Regions from separate parts of the Homo sapiens genome. Here region 1 is linked to region 2. The links are chromatin contacts, found by Hi-C or POLR2A ChIA-PET in ENCODE. All regions are on one chromosome and are shown on one strand. The core of a region is the stretch at or near the end of the contact, and the rest is flanking DNA. Distances in the headings are between cores, read along the strand shown.

The links. Hi-C counts contacts between places; a loop is a spot of excess contacts on that map. ChIA-PET counts read pairs that join two places held with the same protein, here RNA polymerase II (POLR2A). Pooled maps may share reads with other maps.
Region 1: a loop to region 2 is called in a pooled map, with 7 times the contacts of the local background. The contact joins two enhancer-like sites. A Hi-C loop is called at or near these places in 2 of 168 maps with a recorded cell type or tissue (GM12878 and natural killer cell), 11 of 37 single-sample maps with no recorded cell type and 15 of 50 pooled maps. POLR2A ChIA-PET finds 5 or more read pairs at or near these places in 2 of 52 experiments (A673 and AG04450).

The regions. Positions count from the first base shown.
Region 1 is chr11:44,859,995-44,865,107 of GRCh38, reverse strand. TSPAN18 (tetraspanin 18) reads right to left here. Exons shown (of 10, transcript NM_130783.5): 3 at 4,639-4,780. Among named protein-coding and RNA genes, the nearest start is that of TP53I11, 88 kb to the left of the region's middle. RefSeq lists enhancers at 2,205-2,254, 2,355-2,982, 2,983-3,610. Within about 2 kb of position 2,692, at least 12 of the 41 ENCODE cell types and tissues checked have a DNase peak (open chromatin) inside an H3K27ac peak, as active enhancers do; they include GM12878, where a contact is called at or near this core.
Region 2 is chr11:44,573,444-44,578,225 of GRCh38, reverse strand. The region is part of intron 1 of CD82 (CD82 molecule); the gene reads right to left. Among named protein-coding and RNA genes, the nearest start is that of CD82, 10 kb to the right of the region's middle. RefSeq lists an enhancer at 785-834. Within about 2 kb of position 3,510, at least 9 of the 41 ENCODE cell types and tissues checked have a DNase peak (open chromatin) inside an H3K27ac peak, as active enhancers do; they include GM12878, where a contact is called at or near this core.

The DNA.
Region 1 (5,113 bases), core at 1,443-3,942, 290 kb before region 2:
ATTCCTTATATTCCACGGGAGCCAAAATCAAATTGTCACAGAAAAACAAGCCAAGAGATTGGTATGTCCAACCACCCCGGCTGAGGCTGGGACAACACCGATTCCAGTAAATCCACTGTGATCCTTCCACCCATCCATCCATTCACCAACCTCTGGCTGATGCCCCACATGGCAGGCTCTGCTGGCTGCCAGAGACCAGAGAGGGTGAGATACCCACAAGGAGACCGCCAGGCAAACACAGGGGCAGACTGGACCCCCAGCACCTTCCATGTACAGGCTTGGCGTCCTCCAGAAATAATCAAAACCCTTTGCAGTTCAGGATCCAAAGAAGCATCAAAGGGGGGTGAAAAATGAAACAGGACCTTGCCATTGGCACCCAGGGCAAGCCCATCTTCCCCGTGAAACACTTAGTTTTCCTGATGCTGAACTGGGACTTGGCAATCCACCCCATAAGGTCCATGTGCAACACTGGACCAGTCCATTTTAGTGGATGCTCTGGCATTTCACCCAGGCCTTAGGCCCAAGATGGCAAGGGAGGGTTGAACAAAGCTTCGGGTGCCATGGGAAGCTGGGGTGGGATTTTCCCCAAGGCCTCAGCCTGAAGACCTGAGCTGCCGAGAGCAGGGACCCTGAGCATCCTATCCAATAGGACCCCACGTGCCTCTCAGAGGCCCAGGCACACAGTAAGTGCTCAATGAAGTGTTGGTGAATGAATGAATAAATGTGATTCTGGGTAAGGCAGCCCCAACCCCAACACTTTTCGGAGATGGGAGGGGTGTGACACCCCACCCCATCACCAAGTTTTTTTTTTTTTTTTTTTTGAGACGGAGTCTCACTCAGTCACCCAGGCTGGAGTGCAGTGGTGCGGTCTTGGCTCACTGCAACCTCTGCCTTCCAGGTTCAAGCAATTCTCCCACCTCAGCCTCCCAAGTAGCTGGGACTACAGGCGAATGCCACCACACCCGGCTAATTTTTGTATTTTTAGTAGAGACGGGGTTTCACTATGTTGGCCAGGCTGCTCTCGAACTCCTGACCTTGAGATCCGCCCGCCTCAGCCTCCCAAAATGCTGGGATTATAGGCATGAACCACCGTGCCCGGTCCCCATCACCAAGTTTTTTGGGACATGGACCAACAGGCACCTATACACTGAAGACTCCCACAGAGTTATATTAATATGATTGAAATATAAATAATAACAACACCAAATAGCATCAGTACTACACTGAATGCTGATCCCTGGCAGGTGCTCTGTTAAGCACTTTCTGTCATTCAAGTATTTCCTTCCATCTTCACACAGTCTTACGAGAAGTGACTATTACTATCTCTAACTTACTTATAAGAATACTGAGGCTGTACTGCTAGCAGAGCTCAGATCCGAACCCAGGTCTGACATGGAATACAATGTTTCAAGCGGAAGGAGCTTGACAAACTATAGGCCAGGAGGCTAAGGACATCAGTAGTGCAGCAGGGACCCAAGTCTCCCAACTTCCAGCCCAGGGTATGCCACTAGGGCAGCTGCTTGCAATGCTCTAAGTGAAAATGAGCCCTAAGCTCTGTAAAGTATCTCAGGAATGAGAGGATTAAGAACTCTTGGTCTTTGTGCAGCACCATCTCTTTGAAAGGGCCCTCCAAAACTCCCCTTCCCAGGGAAGAAGAGGACAAAAGGAAAAGGGAGGCGCTACTAAACTCCGTACCCAAGCTGTAGTTGAAAGCAGCCTTGAAGACAAGATGGCCCCAGGCCCAGCACGGCCAAGCCTGGAGGCCTGCGGGAAAGAAGGCTAACCGAGTTCATCTGGCTTCCTGCCTGGCACAGTCTTTCAAGCCTCAGGGTCCCACTGCCAGGCCTTTGCTCTCACTGTGTCTTCCTCCCGAATGTCCTTTCTAACGTCCGAAACTGGCCTATATCTAGGCACAGCTCACAGGCCTTGCATCCCCTGATTTTACACCACCACTGTGCAGCAGTAACATCTCCTTCTGGCCTCTGAACCCCCAAGCCTTCCTTTATATTTCAGCTCTGGACCCTCCCATTCTTTACCTTGGATGTCTTGACTTTGATCGTCTCCCTTAAAAATCTGGCCTCTGAGGTGCCTGTTGAGTGCATCTGAATGAATGACGAATGCCTGGGAAGTGGAGCTTGTATGATTCGTTTTATTAACAGGTGCACACTCCAGGAGCAGGTCTGCATACAGATCTCTCTAACAGCTGCCCTTCCTCCTCCCCAGGGCCATGACAAGTGGCACCTTACACCCTAAGTCCTAAAGGCTGAGAACCAAGTCATTCTGCTATTTCTGCTGCATCAGGCACAGGTGGGGGCTTTACAAAATGCTGTGGAAAGTAACTGACCGACATATCTACCAAGCCAGCCCAGTTATGGTTTAGCACTGTCTGAGACATCAGGCGAGGGGTTGGGGGCAAGACACCCAGAGGAGGGTCCTGCCCTCAGGAGATCTCCCAGAGGAGAGGTCAGGGAACCCTGAGGACAGGGACCTTTGGGCTTTGCTCACCCTCAATCCCCAGCATTTAAACAGCTCCTGGCACATGATAGGCACTCAACAGCCATTGGCTGAATAAATGAATTAACACTCATTGACCCAGAGGTGCTGAGCTCACCATATAAGGCAGGGTGGTGCTGAGCGCTGAGCTGGCTGCATGGTGAGTCAGAGCTTTGGAGCCCACAGGCGAGACACAGAGCGAGAGAGACTGGGGGAGGGCCAGGAGGTTTGTGGTTGACCAAAACCAAGCAAGGGGCAGCTGCCTGGGAGGCAGCATCACAAGCTGTGGTTTTCGGTATTTTTTCTGCAGAGGAATATTTGCTCAAATGAAATCACACATCGCACCCTAAATGTAGGACAGAGCTGCCGCGGCGGAGGGCAGCAGGGCTGCCAGGCTGGCCTGGCCACGTGTACCCTCGTGCCCCCAGAGACGGAGCTTCCACTCAACCAGTGCCCGTCCCCCTCTGCTCCCCTGTCCCTCTAAGGGGCTTCAGATAAGCAAGGCTGCGGTTGGTCTTCTGGGAAGGGGCCCATTTAGCGCAAAAAACCCTAAAGAGGCTCAAGAAACTCCCCTCAGCCATGAAGGAGTGGAGGTGGGGGGAAAAAGGAACAGGCCTTCCCGGCGAGTGGAGGTCTACTCAAGGCAGCCAGGCGCTGGGGTGGCTGAAATAGTGGGGCGGCCATCAGAGAGTGCAGGGACTCTTTATGAGAAAGACCTTCTGGAACAATCTTTTTGGAACGTGAAGTACCACTCTCAGATCCATCAGAGGCATGGGGGCTGTGTGTGTGTGTGTGTGTGTGTGTGTGTGTGTGTGTGTGTGAAATTTGGGCTTTCAGATACTAGATTCACTAAAAATGAGGCACTTAGAGAGAGGCCAACCCTGGTACCATAAATCACAGGAAGAATCCCAACTGGGACACATGCGACCACCTGGGTGCTTCATCGCCCCCGACTCCCAACATGACACCAGTAGGGAGAATCTGCTGCTTTGTCTGCCCAGCATTCCTTTCTCCTTTTTCTAAAAATAATGCTTGGATTTTCCCTTGCAAGTCCATCCCCTCTCATGCATTCAGGCTGACTTCCCCAACCCACGACACCTACCGACCTCACCACACCACCCCCAACCACCGACCCCCCGCCCAGCACCGACCGCCCCCACCCCAGCACCGACCAGTCCCCACAGCCCCGACCACCTCCCTCAGCACCACCCGCACCCCACCAACCCCCGCACCGACTGCCCCCCGACCAACTGACCCAGTCTGGCCAATCAGCATATCTTATCCTCCAGGTTTCAGTGATTGGGCAGAGGTGTCATGTGACCCAAGACCATCCAATAAGCCTTGACTTTGGGATTTTTGTTGGACCGCCTGGGAAAAAGAAGCTCTCCTTCCATTGGATTTGAAATGAGCAAGGCGTCAGTCTGGATCTGCAGGTGCCTGCCCTGCGGCCACATGGAGAGTGGCTACCGAGGACTGAAGCTCACAAGGAGGGAGGCAGAGGACACGGATGTGGTGAGATACGGTCCTAACAGCATCATTTGAGCCCTGGATTCAGCCCTGCCTGCCTTGAAACCAATAAATAGGCCCCAAATATATTATTTGGAATATATATATTTGGAATATATATTATTAGAAACCAATATATTAGAAACCAATTTTAAAAAGCTAATAAATGGCCTGTCTTGCTTAATCCAGTTTGAGTGTTGGCTCCCAAATGATGCAGCATCTGACCTCAGTTCAGCCTTTGCCCTCTCACCACCCACTGCAGCCAACCTTTACTTCTGACCCACCACTGGTTCTTGCTTACCTGGGCAACAGTTCCACCCTTCCCCAGTTGAGCTTGAGGGGCATGGGCCAGCAACCTGGTGGGCTAGCCTGCACCTCAGCCTTCTCAGCTGTCTGGCCCCTCCGAGGGTTATCTTCTTGGCTAATCTAGTGAGACCCCAGCAACCTTGGCTCAGATCCACTCACACTATCTGCACCCCTTACTATCCTGCCCACGGACCTTTGGTGTGATGGGAGAGACAGACACTGATGCATGAAAGAGAATGACAGGTGCCCTGCTGATGGTTACCCTTAGCAACAACAACAGCAACAACAAAAGTAGCAGAAATCCCCTTGCTGAATGAGCCTAACCTCTGTTACCTGGAGAGCCAGCGTTGAGATGTCTGCAAAAGGATTATGCTCGCGTCTCCAGAAATCAAATTCAAGGGGTTCCAGTTGCTTTGATGGTAGTGTTAGAAGCTCAGCTCACCTGAAGCTTGAGGGTGGTCCAGGAGATGCTCACCTGTGAGAGGGAAGCAGAAGCAGCCGTGATTACCTGCCCGAGCTGCGGTCTCTTCTTTCTGTTTGAAAGGCTCTCCTGGCCCTGCAGGAGGCGAAGTGATGGAACCAAGACTGCAGGAGCCTGCAGGTGAGCATCAGGATTGGGCACTCAACATCTAGATCCGACTGAAATAGCCTGGAAATAATTCTAAGACACAAAGGTATGCATGTGCCTGTGTTTGCATGTGCTGAGTAAAAATACATAAGCGTCATAACCCCTGCATCTAGCACAGTGCCCCTTGCAGAAGGGAGAGGAGGTTCAGCAAATGTTTCATGATTTGCTTTTATGTAAAAC
Region 2 (4,782 bases), core at 2,261-4,760:
AGAGCCTCTGGGTGTCCAGAGGAAAAGGGGACTATTTGTTCCCCAGTAGGAAAATTGATATGTAAATAAGCAGCCACTGGCCTGACCCAAGCCTCCTGGGAGGCCGCCCTCAGGTCGCCTGGGCCCCATCCCCTGGTCTCCTGTTTGCCGATCATGTGTGATCCTGAGAACACAGGAGACAGAGTATCTCTTTCTACAGATCTGGAAATTGAGGCTCAGGGGGGTTAGTAACGTGCCCAGGGAGGGTCACAAGTTGGAACTGGCAGAGTCTGATTAAATCAGCTGATTCTGTCCCTGTGCCCAGTCCTTGGCCCATTATCCGCCGAGGACACCCCCTACCTAGAGCTACCTATAGTTCAGGCCTTAGGCCAAGGCCCAACCCGGCGCCCTACTCAAGCGGGTTGGGGTAGGTGGAGGCAGAACATAGCCTGAGCCCACTGCAGGGAAGATGAGGGACTGGCATTTCCTGAGTACCATGAACCCCCAGGCACCAGTGCTAGATGTTTTGCACTTTATCTCCTAAAAGTATCAGAAGCTATCAACGAGGAAAGTAGCTTCCTTACTTTTCGACGAAGGAAACCAGGGTTCAGAGAAGATAAGTGACTTGCTGAAAGTCACAAGCCTGAGAGTTACAGGTCTGAGGCTAACCTTTCCCTAGCATGCATAGACTCAGCTGCATGCCCTGCCAGACCCTGCAGGGGCTTGGACCCACACCAGCCACAGGCCCTGCTCTCATGCCTCACTGGGGAGTTAACCAACCCGGTCAGCCAGTTCACCCACTGCACAGAACCCGAGAGAGTTGAGTCGGCTTGGCCAGAGGAGCAAGTCTTCCCTGAGGGAAGAAGGTGGCTGGAGCCAGGTGTAGAAGAATGAGGAAGACAGGAGGAAGTGATGGCATTCAGGTGAAACTGCAGGGCCCAGGCACCCATGTGTGAGAGTCTGGAAAATTCTGCATGATACATTTTAGAGGACAAGCACAGTTCCCAGGAGAAGCAAGCAGCCGAGCTGGGAGGAAAACCTGGGCTGAACCCCTCCTTCCCCACAGCACCAAGGACCTCACGTGCAAGGCCTGGGCAGGAGTCAGAAACAGAGACAGCCTGGACTACCCTATCTTGCCTCCCCATGGGTTCTTGGCCAACAGCGAAGATCCCAGGCCAGCCCTTCCTGGGATCCTGGGCCCCTTGTACCCAGGACCCACCAGCCCAGCTAAGAGCTCTGGGATCCTTCATCCTAAGGCTGAGAATAGAGAGAAAGAGTTCTCCCGTCTTAGGGGCTGGGCTCAAGATGGGCAGCAAAGACAACCCAGGTTCCAGTCTTAGCTCTTGTACCATCCCTCAACTGCCCACGGGATCCTGGGCAACTCCCTGCCCTGTCATCCTCATCCTCTGTGAAAATGGGCTTAGTAATAATGCCCGCCCTATTTCACAGGGTGCTGGAAGGCTTGAGGGACGGAGAATAAGTACATGAGAAAATGTCCACTGCCAAGAGCTGTAAAGCATAAGGGATCATTATGAGAAAGGAGGACTCAGATGTCCCAAACTGGGCAGTGACTTGCCCCCAGGCCACACAGCCAGGCAGCAGCAGAGCAGGATTTGAAAGGGGTCTCCCGGTGACCAGCCAGTGCCCTCCCACTGCAAGACCCTGAATCCCAAGAGAGCTTTGACCCTTGGGCTGACCGTCTCTGCGTGGATGGCGGGTGGGGCAGAGGCTGCTTACTCCACATCCCGGCTCCCTCCAGAACAGGACCTGCTGCCATCCCAGACCAGACCCCAGCCTTGAGTTTGAAATCAAAAGCCCAGCTCTGCCCCTTTCAGTTCTGTGAACTTGGGTAAGTTGTTTTACCTCCTGGACCCTCAGTTTCCTCATCTGTACAATGGGACCTGATGTTAACCCCTACCTGGGGTGGCTGACCTGACATTATGGCTGCAAAGTGTCCAGGACAGGGCCTGGTACACATTAGATGCTCAACAACTGAGGCTTTTCTCTTTTCCCTCTGTTGTGCCTGCCAGACGAAGCCCAGGCTTGACAGGAGAAAGTTCCTGGCTTCCTAGAAAACCTGCCCAGAACAATAACTGGGAACATAAACTGCTGGAGAACACTAGACCTTGGAAGAAGATCACGTTACTGAAGTGTCAGTCAGGGGATAAGAAGTGGAGCAAGATCCTAGCGCAGAGATGGTGTGGAGGAATCTGCCTCCCCAGGCCTCTCACTTGGGGCCGGTGCAGTGTTCAGGGAAGGCATCTCTGCTTCCGCACCAGACCTGCACTGGAGAAGTCAAGGTGGGGAACGTGACAGCGCCAGGGTTCCAGTACTAGCCCTCCTACTTTCAACATCCTTAGACACAGCATGTCACTTGTCAGAGACTCAATTTTCTTTTCCGTAAAACGGGGATGCTGATAATCCTCTTGTCCTCCTGCACAGAAAGTTCCCAATATATACAAAGGACACATGGGAGAAGGGGTGGTGAGGTGGGGGTAGGAGGGGAAGGTGAGTTCAGGCCTCACAAGATGAGCCTTTATTAAACAGGACAAGGTTCCTACTGTCAGCAACACCAGGAGCTGAAACTCACCACAGAACCCCACCCTGCCCCATCCCACTACTTTACTGGTACCCAAAGTGTGGTCCAGGGCCAGCAGATGCAGCGTCCCCTGGGAACGTGTTAGCAATGCACATTCTCAGGCAGTACCCCAGACCCACAGAATCAGAAACCTGGGGGTGGGGCCAAGCAATCTGTGCTTTCATAAGCCATCCAAGGGACTGATGCATGTCAGAGTTTGAGAACCACTGCAACACCCACCACCTACTCTGGAGAAACTTTCCCCCACTGACTCATCTTCCCACCTCCTCCTTTCCAGGAGACTGTTGGGGAGGAAGGAGTCACTGTGGGGAGAGGTCATTAAATAGTAAAGAGAGCCCATGATTAGTTAATGACACCACAGGCTCCCAGAGAGGAGAGGGTCAAAATCAGACTGTAATTGAAGAGAAAACACTCCCCTATATCTATCTGCCTTTCTCCATCTCCTTCTCTTTCACAGATACACATACCCTAAAAGCCTGCTCCTCCTCCTCCTGTGGGTAGGCCAACTAGCACCAGGGACAGACAGAACGCTCCCCCACCAGTAGGGCTGAAGCGAAACTGGGAGACTGGTTATGGTGGGAGATTCTGGTCCTCTGACCTTGAGTTTAAAAACCATCTGAGCTGGAAAGCCACTTCTAGAAATTCATTCCATGGAGCTCATTAGAGTTGAGTACAAAATATACATAGGGACAAGGCGATCATTATAGCAATGTGGATACTAATGAAAAATTCAAAGGGCCTAAATGTGCAATGGCTGGGGAATGCTTAACCAGGTCACAGAAGATTCCTATGGTGCAATACTACAGAGCTGGGAAACTTGCTGGAGAAGAATGCTCAATCACATGGGAAAACCCTCCCTATACAGCACTCAGTCAAAAGTGGCAGTGCAGGAAGTGGTTTGTGTGGTACAATCCCAATCTTGTATGTGTGTGTCTTTAAGGCCAAAACACCAAACTGCTCACGGCAGTTATCTCTGAGCAGTTATTTCCTCCTGCAGGTCTGTTCTTTACCGCCTGAATTTTTCCACACACACAAAAAAAACCCTCTTTCTTCAATAATCAGAAAGTTTGGGGGGTTTTTTGGGGTAGCCATTTGGTTTAGATAAAGTTTTTAAAAGAAAAATCTCCTTCCTATGTCAGAATCGCTGGCCTGGGGTCTTCTGCTACAAGATTTGGTCCCACCAGGGTGTTTCCACATTGTGTGTAATTCCAACAAGCAAGATCAGGATCAAAATGGGGAAGCCAAGGGTGGGTGGGTTTGCTCAGATTCTATCCCCTATTTTCTAAGAGTCAGTTCTTTCCAGAAATAAAAAATCATGAGCTTTCCAAGCCTTGAGGTGTGCGAGCAAAGGCTGGATGTGGTCCATGGGATCAGACTGGGCAGGTAGGTTGACTGGATGGACCACAGAGCTTCTCACAACACCAAGATCCTGTGACTCTAGACGTAAGCCCTCAACTTTGCCCTCAACTCTATGCCAAGAGCACCCAGCTCAAGGCTGGGTTCAGATAGTCTGGGGACCAAGACTACAGAGAATCTAAGTCTTCTGCTGACCCCCCAGCAGAGCTTCAAGCAACCCCGGAAAGCTCCCTCACTCCAGATCAGGGACCTCAGCCTTCGGACAGGAAGACTCCCTATCATTTCCCCAGAAGTAATGACAGGAGCAGCCTTTGCTCATCATCACCACCCTTAACCTCTGGCTTCATTGAGGGTGCACTCTTCCCTGGGCCTGCCACGAAGCATTTTACCAGCATTATCTCATTTAATCCTCATAAAAACCAAGACTCTGAGAGGCCAAGAAACTTGCCCAGAGGTGAACAGACACTGTGCCCATAGCTAGGCCTGGCTGACATCAATGCCTGAGAAGCTAGAACCCCAAGCTGTAGGCACAGCCCCAGTGTTTCCCTGACTGCAACTTGCAGGGATGGTTAGGGATTCCTGATAGGCACACATTTTGAGAACCACAGTGCCATGCCATACCGTCTCCTGGCAAACAAGGAGACTTGCTCAACCATGCCAGGAGAGGGTGTGGGGCAGAGAAAGCAGATAAGAGGGGCTTTCGGATGGAAAATAAGTGACTAGTTCAGAGTAGAGGACACATCCTCCCTGCCTCAGTTACTCCACTGCTGTGTGTTCAGAAAGGCCAGGGGTCAGGGAGGTGGGCTATCTACATGTCCAAAGGTGACTCAAGGCCTAGACACCCACTT